Linked DNA regions of Homo sapiens: region 1 is linked to region 2. A link is a loop called in an ENCODE intact Hi-C map of the cell type or tissue named here. Cell type or tissue: GM12878. All regions are shown on one strand. Links, peaks and the distances in the headings refer to the core of each region. The heading gives the core; the rest is flanking DNA. Region 1 overlaps LOC107987105 (a long non-coding RNA gene). Region 2 holds the start of OR13C2 (olfactory receptor family 13 subfamily C member 2).

The links. Hi-C counts contacts between places; a loop is a spot of excess contacts. Peaks named below come from ENCODE experiments on the same cell type or tissue, not always from the same donor. Only the 100,000 strongest peaks of a DNase experiment are listed, where the experiment ranks them.
Region 1: a loop joins it to region 2, with 2.8 times the contacts of the local background. A loop is called at or near these places in 4 of 110 quality-filtered maps.

What each region holds. Positions count from the first base shown.
Region 1 is chr9:104,676,842-104,689,416 of GRCh38, forward strand. All of the region lies in intron 2 of LOC107987105 (a long non-coding RNA gene), which reads right to left. Among named protein-coding and RNA genes, the nearest start is that of OR13D1, 11 kb to the right of the region's middle. In GM12878, for the core only: a CTCF peak has its summit at 5,910 (motif pointing left); a DNase peak (open chromatin) is centred at 6,040.
Region 2 is chr9:104,599,438-104,612,012 of GRCh38, forward strand. It overlaps OR13C2 (olfactory receptor family 13 subfamily C member 2), which reads right to left and starts at 6,190. Exons shown (of 1, transcript NM_001004481.1): 1 at 5,234-6,190. The coding sequence starts at 6,190. The coding sequence ends at 5,234. All of the region lies in intron 3 of LOC107987105 (a long non-coding RNA gene), which reads right to left. In GM12878, for the core only: no CTCF peak of the experiment used is centred there; a DNase peak (open chromatin) is centred at 5,560.

The sequences.
Region 1 (12,575 bases), core at 2,907-10,906, 78 kb after region 2:
CAATGAGGTGAAATGGAATGAGTGCCATATATTTAAGGTTTTTTTTCTAATATGCTATCTCCATACTATCTGCAAATTCTTTCAACTAGACTTCTTATGTAAAGCATATGTAGCCACCCTCAGAATCTTTAGTACCTGTTTAAAAACATATATCCTGCCAATTTTAACAGCTAAGAGGAAGGGATACTCTTGTAGGAACCTGATTCAAGAGAGAAATTTTTTGATGCTATTAGTAATATCCCCCATTCGCTTTAACTCCAGAGGCCATGAAGAGGAAATTTTCTGTCAGATCTTATCTGCTTTTCAATTCATTAACAGTTTTCTTATTTTTTTGACAGGAGTATAAGCAGAGAACAAATAATTAATTTTTAATTGTAGCATTTTGTGTGACACTGATTAGAAAGTTCAAATATCTAAAGTTATAAAATAAACAAAATGACAAAAGGAGAATAATTTTTTTCACGTCATCACCAAGAGGTTATACTTTATTAAAGCAGTCTTTGCAGGGTTCCCTGAAAGAGATCTTTCCAATATTAAAATACATATGTACGCATTTACATTGACAGAAAACTTGTCAAGTTGAATGTATGATGCAAGACAGACTCTAGTGGAGGCAAGACTAGTAAGTGGATAAAAAGAACTGTGTCATAAATTTAAACCTTCTTTAGGAAAAAAGTTTTATTTAAAAACAAAAACTTTTTAATAGGTTGCTTACAACTCCAACAAGGGAGCAAAGCAAAATAAAATGTAATGGTCCCTCAGAAACGTAGTTTTCTATACTGAATGCTTGTCTGGATTTCAGTTGCTATTCCTGGGGGATGGGAAGGAAAGAAAAGCATCAGAAGATTTACCAAATTTAAACTCTAAGTAATAAGGAGAAAGTCATTAACGAAATTCTTTCAGATGATATGTTTTCAGTTAAAGTTCGTCTGTTTTTAGTTACTTCGGAGGGAACTAGATTCCCCAGGGCATGCCAGACTGTATAAACCTTAGCAAAAGGACCTTAGTTATTCCTACAGCATTTATTCTGCAGGAATTAATTTCACATTCAATATACATTGCATCATGAAGATACCTTTGATAATGTTATTTCTCTGCATCTACATGATAACAGCCTATATATCGTATAGTATCACTGTTCTTAAAACCACTAAGTTACATTAGTATTCGCATTTCTCAGGATCTATTTTAATATGTAACTTTAATAAAAACTAAATGACTGAAGCTCAACCCAAAGAAACTAAATTATAACCTGGATGAAAGAAATAATTTTCTTTCTCTGTGTTACTCATATTCTTACACAGATGTGAGATTAAAAGAACAATGATTAAATTATGCAACACTATTAATTAGAGGCTATCTAAACTAATAGTAGCTAAATTATAATAATGATTCCGTTGATCAAGGCTGCAGTAAGCCATGATCATGCCACTGCACTCCAGCCAGGGCGACAGGGTGAGACTCTGTCTCAAAAAAATAAATAAAATAAAAGTGAGAGGAGGCAGGACAACATGGCCAACTAGAAGCCTCCACCAATTGTCTTCCCTGCAGGAACACCAAATTGCACAACTATCCACACAATAAAAAGCACATTCATAAGAACCAAAACAGCTGCGCAATCATAGCACCTGGTTGTAACTTCATATCACTAAAAGAGGCAAGGAAGAGGGTAGAAAATATAGCCCTGAATCTCTGATAACATGCCTCCTTCATGAACCCATAATGATCATCAGATCACTAGAAGCTACTGTGAACAACGATATGCCAATAAACTGAAAAACCTAGAAGAAACTGATAAATTCCTAGACATATACAACCTACCAAGATTAAACCATAAAGAAATCCAAAACTTCAACAGACCTATAACAAGTAATGAGACTGAAGCCAAAATAATAATAATTTTTTCTTTCCCAGCAATGAAAATCCCAGGACCCAATGTCTTCACTGCTGAATTTTACCAAACATTTAAAGAACTAATGCCAATCCTACTCAAACTATTCAAAAAAAAGCTTCCAAACTGATTCTATAAGCCCAGTGTTACCATGATTCCAGAACCAGATAAAGACACATCAAAAAAAAAAAAGAAAAAGAAAAAGAAAACTACAGGACAATATCCCTAATGAACATTGATGCAAAAATCCTCAACAAAATCCTAGCAAGCCAAATTCAACAACACATTAAAAAGTTCATTATGACCACGTGAGATTTATCCTAGGGATGCAAAGATGGTTCAACATATGCAAATTAATCAATGTGATACATCATATCAACAAAATGAAGGGCAAAAACCATAGGATAATTTCAAATGATGCTAAAAAACCATTTTATAAAATTCAACATCTCTTCATGATACAAACTCTCAAAAACTCGGTATAGAAGGAACATACCTCAACATAACAAAAGCCATATACAACAGACCCACAGATGGTATCTTACTGAATGGAAAAAAACTGAAAGCCTTTCCTATTATATCTGGAACATGAAAACAATGCCCACTTTCACCACTGTTATTTAACATAGTACTGGAAATCCTAGCTAGAGCAATCAGACAACAGGAAGAAATAAAGGGCATTCAAACTGGAAATGAAAAGTCAAATTATCCTTGGAGATGATATGATTTTATATTTGGAAAAACCTAAAGACTCCAGCAAAAAACTATTAAAACTGAGAAGCAAATTCAGTAAGCTGCAGGATAGAAAATCAACATACAAAAATTAGTAGCATTTCTATATGCCAGCAGCGAACAAGCTGAAAAAGAAATCGAGATAGTAATCCCATTTACAACAGCTACATATAAGATAAAATACCTAGGAATAAACTTAACCAAGGAAGTGAAAGATATCTACAATGAAAACTATAAAATATTGATAAAAGAAGTTAAAGAGGACACACAAAAAAATGGAAAGATATTCCATGTTCATGGATTGGAAGAATCAATACTATTAAAATGTTCACACTACCCAAAGCAATCTACAGATTCAATGCAATCCTTATCAAAATACTAATGGCATTCTTCAAAAAATAGAAAAAATAATCCTAAAACTTATATGGAACCACAAAATACCCAGAATAGTCAAAGCTATCCCAAGAAAAAAGAACAAAACTGGAGGAATCACATTACCTGACTTCAAATCATAATACAGAGCTGTAGTAACCAAAACAGCATGGTGCTGGCATAAAAACAGACACACAGACCGATGGAACATTCTAGAGAACCCAGAAACAAATTCATACATCTAAAGAGAACTCATTTCCAACAAACGTGCCAAGAACAACAGTGGAGAAAGGACACTCTCTTCAATAAATGGTGCTAGGAAAACCGGATAGCCATATGCAGAAGAATGCACCTAGAACCCTATCTCTCATCATATACAAAAATCAAATCAAAATGGATTAAAGACTTAAATCTAAGACATCAGGCTATGAAACTACTACAAGAAAACATTGGGGAAACTCTCCAGGACATAGGATTTGGCAAACATTTCTTGAGTAATACCCCACAACCACAGACAATAAAAGCAAATATAAACAAATGAGATCACATCAAGTTTAAAAGCTTCTGCACTGCAGAGGAAACAACAACGCAAAGCGACAACCCACAGAATGGGAGAAAATATTTGCAAACTACCCATCTGACAAGGGATTAATAACCAGATATACAAGGAGCTCAAATAACTCTATAGAAAAAAAGTCTAGTAATCCAATTAAAAATTGAGCAAAAAATCTGACTAGACATTTCTCAAAAGAAGACATACAAATGGCAAAGGGGTATATGAAAAGGTGCTCAATATCACTGATCATCAGAGACATGCAAATCAAAACTACAATATCCCCTTACCCCAGTTAAAATGACTTATATCTAAAACACAGGCAATAACAAATGCTAGCGAGGATATGGAGAAAGAGGAACCCTCATACGATATTGGTGGGGATGTAAATTAGTACAACTACTTTAGAGAACAGTTTGGAAGTTCCTCAAAAAACTAAAAATAGAGCTATCGTGTGATCTAGCAATCCCACTGCTAGGTATATAACCAAAAGAAAGGAAAGCAGTATATTGAAGAGATATCTGCACTCCCATGTTTATTGCAACTCTATTCAAAATAGCCAAAATTTTGAAGCAACCTAAATGTCCACTAAAGATAAATGGATAAAGAAAATGTGGCACATACGCACAATGGAGTACTATTGAGCCATAAAAAATAATGAGATCCTGTCATTTGCACAACATGGATGGAAATGGAGGTTATTATGTTAAGTGAAGTAAGCTAGACACAGAAAGACAAACCACATGTTCTCACTTATTTGTGGGAGCTAAAAATTAAAACAATTGAATTCAAGGAAGTAGAGAGTAGAACGATGGTTACCAGAGGCTGGGAAGCATAAAGTGAGGGAGAACTAAGGATGGTTGATCTGCAGAAAAATATAGTTAGATAGAATAAATAAAATCTAGAATCTGATAGCACAAGAGGATGACTACAATCAACAGTAATTTATCGTACTTTTAAAATAACTAAAAGGATATAATTGGATTGTTTGCAACACAAAGAAAAGATAAATACTTGAGGTGACGGATACCTCATTTGCCCTAGTGTGACTACTACACATTGTATGCTTGCATCAAAATATCTCAAGCGCCCTATAAATATATACACTTACTGTATTCATAAAAATTAATAATTAAAAAAGAAATTTAATGGTATTTTTAAAATAAAATAAAAGTGAGTGATTTTAATGTATACTTCTCTCTAATGGGTTAAAAATGTGAAAATAAAAAATTTAAATTCTACAATGATTAAAAGTCATCTGAAGAAGATAAAAATATATAATATGTAATATCCATCGTTTTATATTCAAACAACTGGGGAATATATATTTATAAAACTGACTCCTTGGGTCAGAAAGCAAGACTTAATACATATTGAACAATTAATAGCACTCAACCACATTTTCTTATCACAATGAAATACAATCAGAAATCAATTAAAAAACTCAAAATATATTTTATATTTGGAAATTTTGAAACACATTTCTAAGTAAATCATTGATTAGTAAAAAATAACAATGGAAATTATAAAACATTTACAACTTTAGGACAACAAAATTACCATCAAAATTAGTTGATTCAGTTTAACTGTTTCGAAGAAAATTTATAGGCTTAAACATAAAAAAAGTTGAAAGTTTATGCACTTAGCATCCAATTCAAGCTCTAGAAAAAAAAATAAAGAATGGAAAAAACACAAAGACAAGGAATTTTGAACCAGTTGTTTTAAAAATTGCCAGGTCCAAACAATTTCCCTAGAAAATTCTAATAAATGTTCAAGAGTATAAAAAATCTCTAAATTTGTTGCAGAAAATAGAAAAACAGGAAGATCTTCTGGAACCAATCTTTCGAAGCAAGCATGTGAAACAAAAACTGGACAATTAAAAAAGGGAAAAAATACGCCACTCTACTACATAGATACAAAAACCTTAAATAAAATATTAGCAAATGTAATCCAGCAATGTACAAAATAATAATACCTAATGTCCAAGTAAAATATATATCAGGGATGCAAGAAAATGTTAACATTAGAAAATATGTTAATTTAATTTATAACAATATCAATTAAAGGAGAAAAAAGCATGTCTATTTTACTAAATGCAGAAAATTTCATAAAATTCAACATGCATTTATAATGACAATATGAGACATTACATACTTTCTAAATAGTCAGATACTAAATTATAGCATCATAAGTATTGACAAGAATATGGAGAAATCAAGTTCAATTCATTGCCAGTGAACATATGAATTAATATTTTGAAGAGCAAATAAGATCAGGTAAAGTTGATCCCACAATTCCACTTACAAGTATGGGGCAAAAGAAATGAGGAAGAAAAAGCTAGTCTATGCCACCATCTAGTGGCCTTAGAATATAATAGAAGTTGTGATTTCTTCAGCCGCGCTTACAAAGGAGTCCTGAAAGTACCTATGTAAGGATGGACCAAAAACTTACAAACATATACAGTATATATGCAGTTACTGCCCTCACTAACTGTTGGGCCCACATTGGCTCCACCCATCCTGCTTCCTTCTGAAGATTTGCATGAACCTAACCACGTGACACAACCAAGTAGAAATATCTCAGACAGAGTGCTTCCTATGTCCACCTCATATAATTTTTTTCACCACCCTTCAAACAATACCTATTGTTTCATGAGTCTTAAAAAGATACTACTCCAAATTGACCAGACTAGATTGGTAATAACTTAAAAGTTGGTCAATACTAAGTATTGGCAAGAATATGATGCAAAGTGAAGCCTCATACACTTCTATTTAGGGTACAAATTTGGAAACTTAGCAAAGATGAATATATAACCCAAAATCAAACAAAGGAAACAAATGAACAAAAAAGCTTTTAAAATTAACAAAAATTACAAGAAAGATGAATGTATATACTGACTGACCCAGAAAACCTCTCCTTGGTATATTCTCTAGAGCAGTGGCTCTTGATCCCAAAGGACACCCAGGCATAGAACTCAAGGGGCCTAGTAACTTGGATGGGAAAAAAACTGCATCTTTATTTTTATCAACCTCAATTGAACCTTAGTAGTTCCTGCTGCCAGACAGTTTTACTTATGAGTTCACTAAATTGTCAAGGAACAGTCATCATCTTATTCAAGTTATTTAGCAAAAAAAAAAAAAAAAAAAAAAAAAATTGAGAAACCTGCCTGATCCATTTATTTTTATTTCATATTCAGATGAGAACAGTACAAGCAGATAAAGCTTTTTGGCTTATTTCACTTATAACATCGATGTGGAAATAATAAATAAAATATAAAATGGAATCTTCCAATAATAGCATTTGGAACAACTCTCCTGCAGCTAACTGTACACTCTAGGAAAAATATGTTTTAAATTTCTTTTTGGAGGTGATAATTTCAGTTGCTGCTTACCTCGGAGAACTGTTCTTTTCACAAAGAACAATAAAAATAATAGTAGATAAAGAGTGCAATAGAAAACTTTTTTAGGCAATGGATTGTTTATGGCATAGATTGTGGTAATGGTTTCCTGGGTGTATGCTTATCTTCAAACTCATTAAATTGCATACATTAAATATGTGTAACTTTTTGTTATGTCAATTGTATCTCAATAGAATGTTTTTTAAGTCCTTGCACTCATAGAGCTTTCATTGAAATAACTGAATATATACTCTTTTTTTTTTTTTTGAGGCAGAGTCTCGTTCTGTCCCCCAGGCTGGAATGCAGTGGCGCGATCTCGGCTCACTGCAACCTCTGCCTTCTGGGTTCAGGCAATTCTCTTGCCTCAGCCTCCCAAGTAGCTGGAATTACAGGCACGCAACACCACGCCCAGCTAATTTTTTGTATCTTTAGTAGAGACGGGGCTTCACCATGTTGGCCAGGCTGGTCTCAAACTCCTGACCTCATGATCCGCCTGCCTCAGCCTCCCAAAGTGCTGGGATTACAGGTGTGAGCCACCGCACCCGGCCTACATACTCTTGAAGGGTGACATTTATATAAAGATATATTCATTTCTTCACTAGACTGACAATATCTCTAAAACAAGAATAGTATCTTGTTAATTTTGTATCCCCAATAAACACCTAGACTATTACAGGTAATAATATAGGTAAAAATGTTTTTTTACCTTACAGGGAAAAAGAAACTTCCTGAAATCAAGATCTTGAAAAGATATTTGCATGCCAGTGTCATTCAGCATTGTTCACAATAGTCTAAATATGGAAACAACCTAAATGTCCAGCAACAGATGTTCGGATAAAGAAAACATGTGTACATGTGATATAATGGAATATTATTCAGCCTTTAAAAAGAAGGAAATCCACCTGGCCAACATGGCAAAACCCCGTCTCTACTAAAAACACAAAAATTAGCCAGGCGTGGTGGCAGGCGCCTGTAACCCCAGCCACTCTGGAGGCTGAGGTGGGAGAATCACTTGAACCTGGGAGGCGAAGGTTGCAGTGAGCCAAGATCACGCCATTGCACTCCAGCCTGGGCAACAAGAGGGTGACTCCATCTCAAAAAAAAAAAGAAGAAGGAAATCCTGCCATATACAATAACATGGCCGAACCTTGGTAACACTATACTAAGTAAAGTAAGCCAGTCACTGCAAGACAAACACTGTAGGATTACACTTATATCAACTTATATCAACTACCAAAAAGAACCAAATTCATAGAAGCAGAAAAGAGAATGATGGTTTCCAGGGGCTAGGTGGGGGGCAGACAGAAATGAAGAGTTACTATTCAACAAATATAAAAGTTTCAATTATAAAAGATTAATATCTTCTAGATATCTGTTGTACAACATAGTGCTCATAGTTAACGATGCTGTTATTGCATGCTTAAAAATTTGTTAAGAGAGTACATCTCATATTATCATGTTAAATGCTCTTACCACAACAAACACACAAATATATACTTACACACATACATACATTTTCCTGAAGTGGCCAAAAGCATCCAGAAACTGGATTGGAGCAGTCGATATTTGCCAGAAAAAATGGCATGGATGATTTACTTTTGCTGATTTTAAGATAAGAGAAGGACCTAGTCAGCGTCATTTTACAGGGTAACTAAAATCCAGGTAGAAAACATCAGTCTTACTGGCCTGAAGGAACAGGACAGAGTTCATGAAGGTCATGGAGATTGAAAATCTGGAAGATAAAGCCACAGAAAATAGGCAGACAGACCAACGAGAGCCTCAAATTTTTGTGTTTACTATACCCAAATACCGGCTGATCTCTACACTATACGTAAGTGATGTTAAGCCTAAAAGACCTGAACAAAGATTTCAATTGCTGCCCACCTCAGGGAAGACAAGTTTGAAAATGGAGTCCTGCTGAATTACAGTCTGCTAAAAGAATATATCAATATTGAGTCAAATTCCACTTTCCAAGAATAACCTGAGAAATATTTTTACTTCAACATGCTTTTCTGAAATATTGCCAGTGCCTGCCTCAAGAGGTAGAGTCTTTTCATCTTTGTATATTCCTACAACATTGAGTGGACATCAAGTTTATTTGGCATCAAAATTTAGCAAAGGGCCTTATATATATGTGTTCTCCAAATATTAAATGAATTGTGAATGTTCTTCGAGTTGAGGCTTACACAATTGCAGAGGTGCTTACAAAAATGTAAGTGTGGTTGAGTTTAAAAACACAAAGACCTGGAAGTAAAACAGCAGTATCTGGAGCCAGAAAGTTGACAGAGGATGAGTGGAGTTGGAGAAGTCTCTTGGGAAACCACGGCAGCACTGTGCTGTCCTTTGATGCTGTGAGTTCACAGCTTTGGTTATTACACCCTATGTGTGCTTTGCCTCACTAAGAAAAAATGTACATCACACTCATTTTTCATTTTACAAAAGGGCATTATGAGAACTTCTGACAGTGGAAATGGGCCTTAACTCTTACGGTAGAGAAAGTGAAAATAATCTCTGAGCCTAGTCCTCCAATATTGTTATTACCCTCAAAAACCTAAAGAAAAGTGAAAGGTTGCTGAGAATCCAGCAGAAAACTATTTCATTTCCACTTGTTATATGTAGGGGTTTTTTTTCCTGTTTTCCATTTTAAAATATTATGAATTTGTTAAAAATGTCTGAAAAATTAACATGGACAAATATATACAATGTAGTATGCACAATAAACATCAGGTAATAAATCAAGAAATACAGTGTACTCTCAAGCATGTAAACACAGTATATGCATAGAGGTATATTAATATTTACATCTGTAATTATGAGTGATTTTCTTTCCTCCTTTAGATTTTTTGGAATTTCTCAAATTTTCTATTCTGAGTATGTATTATTTGTATAATCAGGGAAGTAGCAATTCAAAAAAGAAAGAAAATTACTGCTTAATAAGTTAGGTATGGCCAGGTGCGGTGGCTCACGTCTGTAATCCCAGCACTTTAGGAGGCTGAGGTGAGCGGATCATGAGGTCAAGAGTTCAAGACCAGCCTGGCCAACATAGTGAAACCCTGTCTCTACTAAAAATACAAAAAATTAGCCTGGCATGGTGGTGGACACCTGTAATCCCAGCTACTCAGGAGGCTGAGGCAGGAGAATCGCTTGAACCCAGGAAGCGGAGGTTGCAGTGAGTAGGGATTGCGCCACTGCACTCCAGCCTGGGCGACAGTGGGAGACTCTGTCTCAAAAATAATAAGTTAGGTATAATCAGATCTTTGAGATATTAGCCCTAATGTATGTAAAAGTCACGATCTTCCACCTTATTTAAAGATTCAACTTTAAATCACTTCTGGGATTACAGTCTCTCAGAAGAAAACCAAGGAGGATTTAAATTGGCTACCAGAGCCACTGGCAGGTCCTCTGGAAATATTGGGGCTCAGAGGAAGGAAAGTACTTATGTGACACATTAATTTACTATTGGATATAAAATTATGGCTGAAAGCTTTATTGTTTATCTCTCCCATGCCACTTTTAAGAGTTGTGATTGTGTTCTAGAGTATGGCTATAGCTCAAAGAGAGAGAGCTGAGACGTCAACTGATTGAGAAGGAGCAGCTACAGTGACTTCAGTATGTGGACACAAGAAGTTAGCAAAACACTGATGAAAAAGAGGGAGACTGTTTTGGAAGAAACTGAAATCCCAATAAGTCATGCTATCCATTGTAAGTGGAGAAGATGAGGACCCTATACAGATGTTTGAAATGGGAACATTAGGGCAAAGCTGGGAAGAAGTATTTTCAGAAAGAAAGAGGTAAATGGATGAAGTATACGTCTTCCAGCTAAGATGCAGTACTTCTCCTTATCAGTAGCCAAAGGGTAATATGGAGTACATGGACTGGGGCACAGTAGGCTTATAGAGATTCAAGGGCACTGCACTGTGACATAGCCCTAAAGACAGCGAGGGCATGAAGACAGCAGGGTGAATCAATCCCAGCACTGAGCCCATGGCTAACTGAAACTTCCAGCAACAAACACATATTTTTGGTAACCAAACAGAAACGTGGATGAAAAAACCCAGGATAATTATCTAACCTATGCGAGAGGGAGAGAAGAGGCCTTGTTCTAACTAGAGCACTGCTGCTTATTATTAGCTCCTTTGGGGCTCAGAAGGGCTCATTTATTCGGACAAGCACTGGAGCTCTAGTACCAGGGATGTTGGCTATTGTGAAGAATAAGTTATTATATAAACAGCAGGATAATCTAGCTGGAGTAGGAGATAGGATACAATAAATACTTAGTGAATTCAATTTCCTTCTGAGGGCGCAGTCTGTTTTGAGAGTTTCTTTGGTTAAAATGAGGGAATCTGGGTGAGTACATATGCTTTACAAGCAAAATACTACTCTTTCTTATTGGTAAACATGGGGAGAAGGGTGAGCACTTCAGAAACATATTTCTCAAGCAGAGTTTGATTTTCATCTATAGGTGATATCCAATGCTGAGCATCAATCTAAAGACCAGACCGACCCTTTGGAAAGAGATGTACAAAAAAACAGAGAGCCAGGGGCACTGGAACTTTACCCATTTTTGGCAGAAATGAAACTGAGGTAATAATCATTGCTATTACTCCCCTACCCCTTCCCACCATGGGTATCTCCTCTGCCTTCTCTTTTTACTGTGTGATACAGTTGGATGTCTTATCATCCTACCCACACTGCCCACCTTAGCCACATTCTAAGTGGTGAGCTCTAGAATCCTAATCTAAGAACTGGGACTGTGTTAGTGTGTCTTCTCAGAGTGAATATATTTGTCAAGTTGATCTCTTGAAGTCAGAATATTCAATGGCATTAAGTCAGTTTATGTCATAAATCAACAGAAAGCCTTTCTCCAATTTTCTTTCCAATAACTATTCTCACTTGATCTTGGGTATTAGTGAAAATTGGACCAAAATTCTTCAAACTCTCACCACTGTTTCCTTCAAAGGAGAATTTAAAATATTATGTATTTTTATAATCAGAAAATATACATTCTTTTCAAAAAGTTAGAAAATGAGGCAAAATGAAGAACAGTAATAATCCCTCCAAGAACCACATTCCAGAAAAAAAAAAAAAACTGGTTAAGATTTCAATGTAACTTCTTTCAGTCACATATATACAAAACTGTGATCATTTATATGCTTATGAGACAGTCTTCTTTTTTTTTTTTTTTTGAGATGGAGTCTCGCTCTGTCGCCCAGGCTATAGTGCAGTGGCAAGATCTTGGCTCACTGCAACCACCACCTTCCGGGTTCAAGCGATTCTTCTGCTTCACCCTCCCAAGTAGCTGGGACTACAGGCACGTGCCACTATGCCTGGCTAATTTTTGTATTTTTAGTAGAGATGGGGTTTCACCATATTGGCCAGGCTGGTCTCGAACTCCTGACCTTGTGATCCGCCTGCCTCAACCTCCCAAAGTGCTGGGATTACAGGCGTGAGCCACCGCGCCCGGCCGAGACATTCTTTTTAACACAGTATTATATCATGGGGATTTTCCTTTTCATTTACTATTCTCCAAGATTACAACTTTCATAGTTGTTTAACATATGAGAGGATGTATTCTTATGTGTATATTATAACCTACCAACCCCACAAACCAGAATTCCAGCACCTGGAGG
Region 2 (12,575 bases), core at 2,458-10,457:
ACAGAGCATGTTAAGACAAATATTTATCTTACTCTGATTACTTTCAAGCATGTGTCAATGAATATGTGCCATAATTCCCAAGGAAAAAGAAAAATAAAATGGGAAAAGACCAAAGAAAGAAGAGAGAGCATAAAGAAAAGTCTACAGAAAAGAGGGAATTATGAATGGAGAGAGGGAAGGGAATGAATGAATGAATGAATGAATGGAGAGAAGGAAGGAAAGATAAAAGTAACATGTTTCATGCTACAGCCACTTAATTCATTTAATATCATCACAGTTCTAGGAAAGGGGTATTAGTATCCATATTTTACAGATGAATAAATCAAAGCGGATATGTTAAGTAAACTTGACCAAAGGTACATACTATATAGCAGAGCTAAGATTCAAACCGAAATATTCCTGTTGAAGTCTGAACTTTTTGTCATATTTGTCATCACATAGTAAACTGAAGGTTATAATAGAAATGAGCATTGTATTATGTAAAACTGAACACTAAACTATTTTATTGGCTATAAATCACCACACAATAGATCAATGCTCTTGTCACTCCTTGAAATTATACTATGTTACGTATATTGTCTGTCTTTCCCAGTAGAATGTAAACTTCATAAGGGCAGGTACTTATTCTTGCTTATTTCCACAGCCCCTGTAGCTAGAATAGAACAGACACCGAGGTAAATGTTCAAAAACATTTGTTGGATGCACAGACAAAATCAAAGGCAAAACAATTGCTATATTTCTTACTCTGCGCCAACCCTCTATTATTTGTTTTCTCTGTGCATTACATAATGGAGTCTGAAAAGCAAGCCTATGAGGTAATACTGTTACTCTTAGTATCACCAAGCCTATTGTGTAGAGGGGAAAATAAGGCACAGAAAAGTTAAGTAATTTGCTTAAGGTCAATTTCATAAAGACAGATAAATGAAAGAGCAAGGACTTAAACCCAAGCAGTATGGCTTCAGAATTCGAGCTCTTAATACTCAAAACTTAATACTCAGTACTTAATAACTTAATGCTTAAAGAGAATTTGCAAAGAGAATTTGGCTCATGGGCTAGAATATCTTGCAATCTCACTAACAGTATTAATATTTCAAAAGAAATATCAGATAAAAATGTGATTGGTCAGTAAGGGGATTTCAATATGGTAATTTGATAGCAGTTGATTTTGATGCTTCATATTTTGCTAGAAAAGTACTCATTTCTATAACAAATGTTTTGTCACAGAGTTGCATTTGATCATTATAATTCTTGTGTCCTCCCTTACATGAAAATTTCTCATTTTCATTATGATGCCTCTTTGACTTTTTTTTTCCTTTATTCAACTCACAAGGGGTTTTCCTATATTCCAGGTCTTTAAAAAAAAAAAACAGCTTTAGGATAGATTTATTCTCTTGACTTTTTGCGTTTCATTAAGTTTCTATCTTCATAAATTTCTTGTTTATTCGGATCTATTTTTCTAATTTTCTGATTTCTAATTTCTATTTTCCAAATCTATTTTTCTAATTTCTTGAAATAAGAAGACAAATTCTTATTTCCTCCTTCTTACTCGTCTATTTCTTGCTCTAATGAAGGCACTTAGAGCACTTTTTGTTTTATTATAGACTTTGTATTTTATGGGAATTTTTTTACTGGTTTCTAGATAATTTTTTTGTTTGTAAAGTTCCTCTGAAATCCAAGCATCTTTCTTCATTATTTAGTGACTGAGCATTTTCATTCTATTTTTACTATTTATTTCCTATTTTATTTTATGTATTTATTTATTTATTTATTTATTTATTTATTTATTTATTTTTCTGAGACGGAGTCTCCCTCTGTCATTCAGGCTGGAGTGTAGTGGTGCGATCTCAGCTCACTACAGCCTCCACCTCCCAGATTCAAGTGATTCTCCTGTCTCAGCCTTCTGAGTAGCTGGGACTACAGGCATGTGCCACCACGCCTGGCTAATTTTTGTGTTTTTGGTAGAGACAGGGTTTCACCATGTTGGCCAGGCTGGTCTTGAACACCTGACCTCAAGTGATCTGCCCACCTCAGCCTCCCAAAGTGCTGGGGTTACAGGCATGAGCCACCGTGCCCGGCCCCATTTTATTTTAATATGAAAACATGACCTATAATTCTCTAGTTTGCACATTTCGTTGTATTTGACTATTTTACAATAAGCACATATTTCCTTTGGAATTTTAGATATATAAATAAATTAAAGGTATTTGTCATCCAAAAACAGCATAAAAAATTTCATAATTTCAAAGATAAAATTTTACTTACACACCATAAATTAGGAGCCCCTGTTTTTGTAAAGTGAGTGTTATCTTTACTAAAAAAAAAAAAATCTATTTTTTATAGTCTTTTCTGGAAGATTAGAGCTAATATCAAATTCCTCCCCTTCTCATATCTCAATTAATGTCAGGTATTCCCCTAATTTAAGATTTAATTCCTATCAATTGTGATTAAGCATCATTTTTGGACACAACATGTGATGGTGTCAAGGTTCTTTTATAAATAATTAAATTAATTTTCTTTTTTAAGTTATTTTCCGGAAATTTTATATACTTGCTATGAAAGTTGAGAAGCAGGTAATAGTTTCTTTGGTCATTATAGATATGCTGCCAAGAAATACTGGTGTTAGATGTCATGACAAGCAATGTGGAAAAGTAAACATGCTGTAGTATAAAGAATAACTAACTCAAGAAAGAATAGCCAGGTGTGTATGCTTGTCTTTAACTTGCATACTTTGAGGTTTGGACAAGATGTATTAACTTCCATAAGCTTTGTGGCCTCATCTATGAGATAGCGACACTATAGCCCAGATCACAGGATTTTAGAGAGATGATGTATGTGAATTAGCTGATAGCCAATATATTGCTACATTTTTAAGTGTTCATTTTAGAAGTCCCCAGGACCCTAAAAAGTTGACATAATCTCAAGCTTAGAATATTTGGAAATTGGTCAGGCATAAAAGTGTACGAAGATGATGAAATAATTTATTGGATTAAGAGCAATGTAATTTTGCCTTTTTTGCTGTATCTCTGCTCTTAACCAAATCATGAACCTGTCTTGGGACTTCAGCGGGATATAAAAGTATGTGCTTCGCTCCAGTTGCACCTCCTTCCATATAATTTTCCTATTCATGGATATAAATGTATATTGAATCATATTATAAATGTCATGCTCTAAATTGAGTGCAATGGGAGTAAAGATGGTAAGAATATAGAGAAATACTTACCTTTGTAGATTTTGCTATCTGGTAGAAAAATCACCAGGAACATGCACACACTACACATACACAAACTGAACACACACACACACTCACACATGCACACAGATACATGCCTGGTATATCAGATAAGTTTATCTTACCTTGTCTCCAAATTAGAAAAAAACAGGTTGCTAACAACAAAATCATCCTCCTTAAGCTTTTGAAATAAATTTTCTGAATGAAAACTCCTCTAGAGGCCCAAATATTAAAATAAAGCATTATGTCAGTATTATAATGATTGTGTATTTTGCCCAGCAAATTTGAACACATAAATATATCAAGACAGGTAACATGCCTGTATTTTCTTCAGATCTTGATTCTACAACCTGTGAGAGAAAAACTGTCCTAATATTCTCCTGTGAGGAGAAATGTGTGTTTTTAAATTTCTTCTTGCTTTAGTTAATTTTCCATCAAAAATTTATAAATCTGATATAAGACTATGGAGCTACCACAGTCACCCCAGAGAATTTATGAAAGTGGCTGGATTTAAGCTGTGAAGGAAAACAAAATCAGCATTTGAGCATTCAAGACAGCCTACCTGTGGGTCAAACATAAAATGCCTGACTTCCAGGGCTTTCTACCTACCTGGAATTCTTAGTGGGTGCAAAAAGTCCAATGAACTGGTGTATGGGAACTAATAGATTCTCATAGCCTATTTTGTCAGGATGTAAATTTAATTATCAATGATCTCAACTCTTACCATCAGATTTAATCTGTAAACAGCTATGATGGATATATTTAAATATAGTTTGTGACTGTTTAATATTCCTTCAACTAAAATTAACAAGTGAACTTGGGAAGATTAAATGAGTGACTAAACCCAAAAGATTCCACAAGCAGGTAATTCTTATTTGCCTGTGCAAAATATGTTTATGCCCAATATAATCTAAATTCACTGGTCCATTAATAAAAATTGATTCAGCCAAACTGATTACCTAGAATGTGGTTCACTCCTGAACACACTTCATCATTCATCTTGGGCTGTAAATTTAAAATGTCCTTCAATAGAGAAAAAAGTTGACGTAAAAACCAAGGAAAAGCAAGGTAGTATCTGACTTTCCCCAATCCTCTTCTTCCTCAAATCAAACTAGTTAGTAACAGAGACAAGACATCAATAGTATTCTTACTAAAAATTAAGAGCTTGGACATTCTTCTAAGATTTGGAAAAATATTGGAATTCCCTCGGGACAGCAAAGAAATCTGGCATCTTCTAAATGGGCATTGATATGACACTCCATTCAGCCCAAAAGTAGTCCACATTATTATCTAGACCAGTAGACTGATTTTCAAACCCATTTTTAATTTTGCAAAATGTTCTTTAGAGCCAACATGTAAGTTAAAGCAAAGAAAGACCATAAAGCAGGATATCCTGACTGATTGCATAGGCCCTGCTTTTAAACTCTATTTATCTACTGCCCTTTGATAGTCCCAGATACTCAACTTCACACACACACAAAATTTAATACAGAAAAAGAAACTGGTATTTAGTGGCTTAACAGGATCTGGAGATTAACGTGAAACTATAACACAAGGCTTGTCCCTGGAAAATGTGAGTACACTATGTTGGGGTTTTTCTGTTTTGCTTTTTCTACAACAGAGGGCTTTATTTATTTTGAAAGATTCTATGAAATGTTGCCTATGAAATAACATTATGGAAAAAAGTGAACATAAAAAGGCACATCACACCCAATTCCAATGCAGAAAAAAAAACCCATAATATGAAAGTTACTGTTCAAAATGTTGAAACGGGGCCATTTCCCACTAGTAGAGTAATAGGTAACCCCTCTTTCTTCTTCATCCTACTGCCCTGTATCTTGCAAATTCTCTAGAGTGGACATGCAATAATTTTGAAATGCTGTATCTCATTATTTTAACATAATATATGAAAATGCATAAAAATAGTAAAAGTACCCAAAATTCTAACATAATTCTGAAGTTTCAACAATATCAAGTGTGTTCATATTCCAGTACATTTTGCACTCACTTGCTAAAGAACCTTCTGTTCAGTAGGTGTTTTACTGCCTCTTTCACATCCTTGTTTCTAAGACTGTAGATTAAAGGATTCATCATGGGAGTCATCACCCCATAGAACATGGATATAATTTTGTCGGTAGCATCCAAGTCATCCGAATTAAGTGTCTCTTTAGACTTGGGCTTCATGTACATGAAGAGGATGGTCCCATAGAATATTATGACCACAGTCAGATGGGCTGAACAGGTAGAGGAAGCTTTGCTTCTCCCCTCGGAAGAGCTAATTTTGAAGATGCTCACAATGATTAACGTGTAAGAGACAATGATTAATAACAAAGGTGTCAATATGAACAATGTTGTGGCCACAAGCATGATGAACTCATTGTCTGAGATGTCAGCACAGGCCAGTTTCATGACAGCCAGAATTTCACAGGTGAAATGATTGATGATGTTATTCCTGCAGAAAGGCAATTGTACCACAAACACTGATTGTACTGCAGAATTGACAGCTCCTATGATCCAGGACCCAGCTGCCATGGGTACATAGGCATCCTTACTCATGATGATGGGATATCTCAGAGGGTTGCAGATAGCCACATAGCGGTCAAAGGCCATCATGCCCAGAAGCACACACTCTGTTGTCCCCATGGCCAAGCCGAGGAACATCTGCACTGCACAGCCAGAAAGGGAAATGGTCTTTCTTTCTGAAAGGAAGCTCACTAGCGTGGAGGGAATAGAGGTGGTGGTGTAGCAGATGTCCAAGAAGGAGAGGTTCCCCAGAAAGAAGTACATAGGGGTGTGAAGGTGAGGGTCCAAGATGCTGATTAAAATGAGAGTACCATTCCCCAGAAGGATGACCACATACATTATGAAGATGAGCACAAAAAAGAGTAACTCAAGTCTTGGGTGACCAGAAAGTCCCTTCAGAAAAAATTCCACCAGAATGGTGTGGTTTTCCCATTCCATTTTACTCTCTATTTAACCTGTAAGAGAGAGCATGTTAAGACAAATATTTATCTTACTCTGATTACTTTCAAGCATGTATCAATGAATATGTATCATAATCCCCAGGAAAAAGAAAAATAAAAAAGGAAAAGACCAAAGAAAGAAGAGAGAGCATAAAGAAAAGTGGACAGAAAAGAGGGAATTATGAATGGAGAGAGGGAAGGGAATGAATGAATGAGTGAATGGAGAGAGGGAAGGGAAGATAAAACTAACATGTTTCGTGCTACAGCCATTTAATTCATTTAATATCATCACAGTTCTAGGAGAGGCGTATTAGTATCCATATTTTACAGATGAATAAATCAAAGCAGATATGTTAAGTAAACTTGACCAAAGGTAAATACTATATAGCAGAGCTAAGATTCAAACCTAAATCTTCCTGTTGAAGTCTGAACTTTTTGTCATATTTGTCATCACATACATAAACTGTAGGTTATAATAGAAATGAGCATTGTATTACATATACTTGAACACTAAACTATTTTTATTGGCTATAAATCACCACACAATAGATCGATGCTCTTGTCACTCCTTGAAATTATACTATGTTACGTATGTTGTCTCTCTTTCCCAGTAGAATGTAAACTTCATTAGGGCTGGTACTTATTCTTGCTTATTTCCACAGCCCCTGTAGCTAGAATAGAACAGACACAGATGCAAATGTTCAAAAACATTTCTTGGATGAATGAACAAAATCAAAGGCAAAATAATTGCTACATTTCTTACTGTGTGCCAATCCTCTATTAATTGTTTTCTTTGTGCATTACATAATGGAGTCTGAATAGCAAGCCTATGAGGTAATTACTGTTACTATTAGTATCACCAAGCCTATTGTGTAGAGGGGAAAATAAGGCACAGAAAAGTTAAGTAATTTGCTTAAGGTCAATTTCATAAAGACAAATAAATGAAAGAGCAAGGACTTAAACCCAAGCAGTATGGCTTCAGAATTCGAGCTCTAATACTCATTTGGCAAAGAGAATTTGGCTCACAGACTAGAATACCTTGTATTCTAATTAACAATACTAATATTTCAAAAGAAATATCAGATAAAAACTGTGATCAGATAAAAAAAAGAAGATTTCAATATGGTAATTTGATAGCAGTTGATTTTATACTTTATATTTTGCTAGAAAAGTACTCATTTCTATAACAAATATTTTGTCACAGAGTTGCATTTGATCATTATAATTCTTGTGTCCTCCCTTACATGAAAAGTTCTCATTTTCATTATGATGCCTGTTTGACTTTTTTTTTTCCTTTATTCGACTCACAAGGGGTTTTCCTATATTACAGGTCTTTAAAAAAAAAAAAAAACAGCTTTAGGTTAGATTTATCCTCGTGACTTTTTGAGTTTCATTAAGTTTCTGTCTTCATAAGTTTCTTGTTTATTCGGATCTATTTTTCTAAGTTTCTGATTTCTAATTTCTATGTTCTCTATTCTAATACTATTTATCTAATTTCTTGAAATAAGAAGAAAAATTCTTATTTCCTCCTCCTTACTCCTCTATTTCTTGCTCAAATAAAGGCACTTAGAACAGTTTTTGTTCTATTATAGACTTAGTTTTCTATGAGAATTTTTTTTACTGGTTTCTAGATAATTTTTTTGTTTTTCTCTTTAGTTCCTCTTAAATCCAAGCATCTTTCTTCATTATTTAGTGATTAGGCATTTTCATTCTATTTTTATTATTTATTTCCCATTTTATTTAATTAATTTATATATTTTTATTTTTATTTTTTTCTGCGACAAAGTCTCGCTCTGTCATTCAGGCTGGAGTGCAGTGGCGCCATCTTGGCTCACTGTAGCCTCTACCTCCCTGGTTCAAGTGATTCTCCTGTCTCAGCCTTCTGAGTAGCTGGGACTACAGGCATGCACCACCACGCCTGGCTAATTTTTGTGTTTTTGGTACAGACAGGGTTTCGCCATGTTGCCCTTGCTGATCTTGCACTCCTGACCTCAAGTGATCCACCTCAGCCTCCCAAAGTTCTGGGATCAGAAGTGTGAGCCACCACGCCCGGCCCCATTTTATTTTAATAGAAAACATGACCTATAATTCTCTAGTTATGGACTTTTGTGCAGCCAATTGCATGATGTATGTTGTAAATGTTAACAAAAAAATGTGATTTCTCTTTGGGAAGATACATAGTTTTAAATACATGCACAAAACAGGTATACATGTAAAATTTATTAAATATATTATTAAAATCTTTGAAATAACCTATTTTCTGCTGCCTAGATTTAATGAATTCTATGTAAATATTGTTATCAAATTCTTGTATACCTAGAATCCTTTTGTTATATAGGCTTAGTTTCTATGTTAGTGTAGTGTAGATAGATTTATGGTTAATATATCATCTTCATAAATTATAACTTATCATTAATTGATGTATCTTTATTCTATTTGACACTTTAAAGTTTAATTCTACTTTTATGATATTGATATTACACTCCCGCTTTCTTTTAGTTTGCTTTTGTCTGCTATCTCTTTGTACAACTTCTTATTTTTAACTTCTCTTTTTCACTTTGTTTAAAGTATACTACTTTTAAATAACAAATATCAGAGTATGTTTTAACTACTTTTTAAATGTTTGGGTCATTTATGAGAATATTCAGACTATTCTATTTACTTTAACATAATTATTAATGTACTACATCTTATTCTTTCCATCATACTTTATTTTTATTCATTATTTGAATTATTGCATTCTCTTTTTCCCAGTTTTTTATTTTTGCTAATTGACGAAGTTGTCATTCACTATTTGTTTTCATTAAGTTGAACACTACTCATTTTTTTCATTCAGGAAGTGATTGCCTTCTTTTTCTCTCCTCATAATTTAACTTCTAAGGCCATAAACTGTTTTCTCCAATAGGGTGTGCTCTAATCACCTTAATTATCCCTGAAATCTAAATGAAGCCAAAACTCAAAATACTTTTACTCCACTTTTATTCTAATCTCCTAATTCCTAGGTTTTACTGGTATAATACTTACAAAGTCCTTACAATCTGCCTTTTTAAGAGTTCCTTTTCAGCCTTTAGATTATACAAGCTTGGATAGTCAATATGTCTAACTATCTATACATATATTCATTGATCATCATTGATCCCTTTTTTTCACTCTCTTGAGGATTGTATTTATTGTTTTGTGTTTGATTATAGTATATTTGCAGCAATTTTCCTCGATGAGAATGTGAGTAATATATACTCACATCAATCCCTATAGATTACCAAATGTCTTCCTTTTATATCACAGGCAAAAGTTTATGAATTTTGGCCCACACATTCTGTGTCTGAGATATAGCCTAAGGAAATAATAAAGATAGTTATATACAAAATGGAACACATAGTTATATATTTTATATATAGAAAATATATCTTATATGCAACATAAATATACAAATATTATATATACAGTACACACAAAAAAAAATTGTGACTGTTATCATTAATTGACATATCTTTATCCTATTTGATACTCTGTTATTAGCTGAAAAGAATATTTAAGAAACCAGTGACCAAAATCCCAGGGAACTTTCAAACAGAAATTCCCTAATACCTCCCACTCTGTGGCAATATTTATCAAAATAACAAATACATATATATATAACATTTGACCACAGACTGACTTCTCAGTAATTATCATACAGGTATACTGGCACATGCCAAAGAGATTTTAATAGAAATGGATTCATTAAAGTATCATTTGTAACAGCAGATGTAGCAAACAATTTAAATTTCCACAAGAAGAAAACATAGAAATAATGCAATATTGTACTGCCGTCACAAGGAGTAAGGATGTTTTGTGCACTGATGTGGAAAGATCTTCAAGAAACATTAAATGGAAAAGTAATAGAACAGTATATATGGTACACTATCATTTGTGTAAAAAAGATTATATATATATGTGTATGTGTATATATACATGCATGTATTTTTGTTCACACATAGAGTATCTCTAGAAAAATAAACAATAGTTTTTATCCCCAGAAAAGGGAATATATAGCTTATTAATTGGGGCGGGACTGTTAACAGTATACCCTTTAGCACATTTTTAAAATTTTGAACCTTGTGAATGTATTTCCTATTAATAAAATAATATTTAAGCTAAAGAGTTCTTGTTTGTGGGATTCCTAGCCTTTCTCCTTTCACCTTTCCAATAGCATACTACATTAAAGCCATCCGTTGCCATAGGACATGACCACATGCATTTGAAAACTGTTCTAACTTGTTCAATATCACACACTAAATGGTAATTGCTGAGGATGAACAGGTACTTTATAGTCACATTCCCAATACTTAAGATAATTTATTTAGTATCAGTAGGACTTGCAGTACTATGTCTGTCTCATTTCCTACCAACAAGCTCTAGGCTATTCTTTGACCTGGCTTAGGGTCTAACATCCAATTCCATGTCACTTTTTTTCCACGAAACATTTTAATGTTTTTATGATCTAGAAAATTTCCTGGAATAAAATTATGGTTCAGTAAATGTTGGCTATTATTCTTTTCCATTTTCAGGTTCAAGGAGCCTTTTATCTTCAGAATATTTCCTCCACCTAACATTATGAGGTACTTTGCTGTGAATCTCAGGTCCATCTTCTCAATTTCGAGACATAATTAGTCTCCTCAGGATCACTTCAAACCCAACCTGATTTCCCTATTCTAAATTCCCCCTATCGTTCTGTAGCTTTTCATACAATTTACATTTTCTAGAATTTTTCAGATTTTCTGGATTAAGGTATTAACTACTTGAGACCCCAGAGGGCATTTTACAATGCGGAGTTCTTTGAATAATGGAGATTATATGCAAACCTGTAAAAATCTGCTCTCTGCAAAAATTATTGTTTCATGAGCTACCTCTGTGCTACAAGATATACCATCAAGCATATTTCATAATATTGTCAAGGTCACAGACTTTGGAAGAGGCTTGGTTCAAATGCCATCTCTGCCCCTTATTAACTAGGTGACCTGGACATGTCTCTGATCACCATAGTCATCAGTAGAATGAAGATATGGACAACATCTATACCATGTACTTGTGCATAAGATTAAATGAAATGATGTGTATAACTCACTTAGCACAGCAAGGGTTCCTATTGTTAGTGGTTTCCTTCATGCTTGGCTTTAATGACTTTTCATTCTGTTAAGAGTTTTTTTGACATCCCTGAACTAGTCATTATCATCCTTCCATGAGGTCAGGTATATGTGGCTTACTTAGTCAGATCACACACTATGTTCTAATAAATGGTATTATTTTCATTTTTTAAAAATTAGGATACGTTTTATCACAGTCACTCCAACACTTTGGATGCCAGTGAATTAGGTGGCAGAAAAGAAAAATCATCCAAAAGATCCACCTTTTATCGAAGTCAATTTATTTCATAAAAAAGATAGGATTTTATTTTTTTTCATGTTGATAACAGTTTATTGTGTCCTCTTATATTTGACAGTTTTATTGGATATAAAACCTTATCTTTTTTTTGAAGTCTTCTTTTTATTATTATACTTTAAGTTCTAGGGTACATGTGCACAATGTGCAGGTTTGTTACATATGTATACATGTGCCATGTTGGTGTGTTGCACCCATTAACTCATCATTTACGTTAGGTATAAAAGATAAGATTTTAATAAGGTGCCAGTGTGTTGCTAGTTTTAAAACACATGACTGAGTTTTTCTTGACTGAAACTATTTTAACATCTTGAGCAAGCCTATTAACATAAAAGAGGAAAAGGAAAGTTACTCACTATTACAATCATGACCTAATGACAGAAAAGCAAATATTCAAAATAGTCGCCAATGCTAATGCAAACACATAAGGATATTCCCTAAGATGATCTCTTTCTGACTATGCATTCCTTTGGCAAATTATATATTTCAGATCCCAAGAGATTATTTAGTTTTTTTTTTTATTTTCCAAATTTGTCATAATGTTCTCCTCACATGATACTGTTGTATAAAGAGTCCCTGTCATATTACCTAGCACACCGTTCAACTGGTTCACTGGTAACTGAACCAAATTGACCTGAGTTACTGCTAGGGAACCACAGTCAAGGATTTGTTTAATATGAATTCTATACTAAAGAACACACAATCTGCTATTTACTGTGTAATAAGCTTTAATTAGCTTAAGTAGATGATACAGTGTCCAAATACTTTGTAATGTCATAAAAAACTGCACACTGACATAAAGTAATTCACAAGGGCTGGGCAAATTCAGTTTTTGTTCAATTGCCTTTGCATGCAGAACTGCTCTTTTGGTCTCATGGTTTTTATTTTGTTCCTACTACATCCCAGTGAATAGACACTTAAATTCCATTTCCAATATTCAAAGTCACTCTCAAATCAGAAAA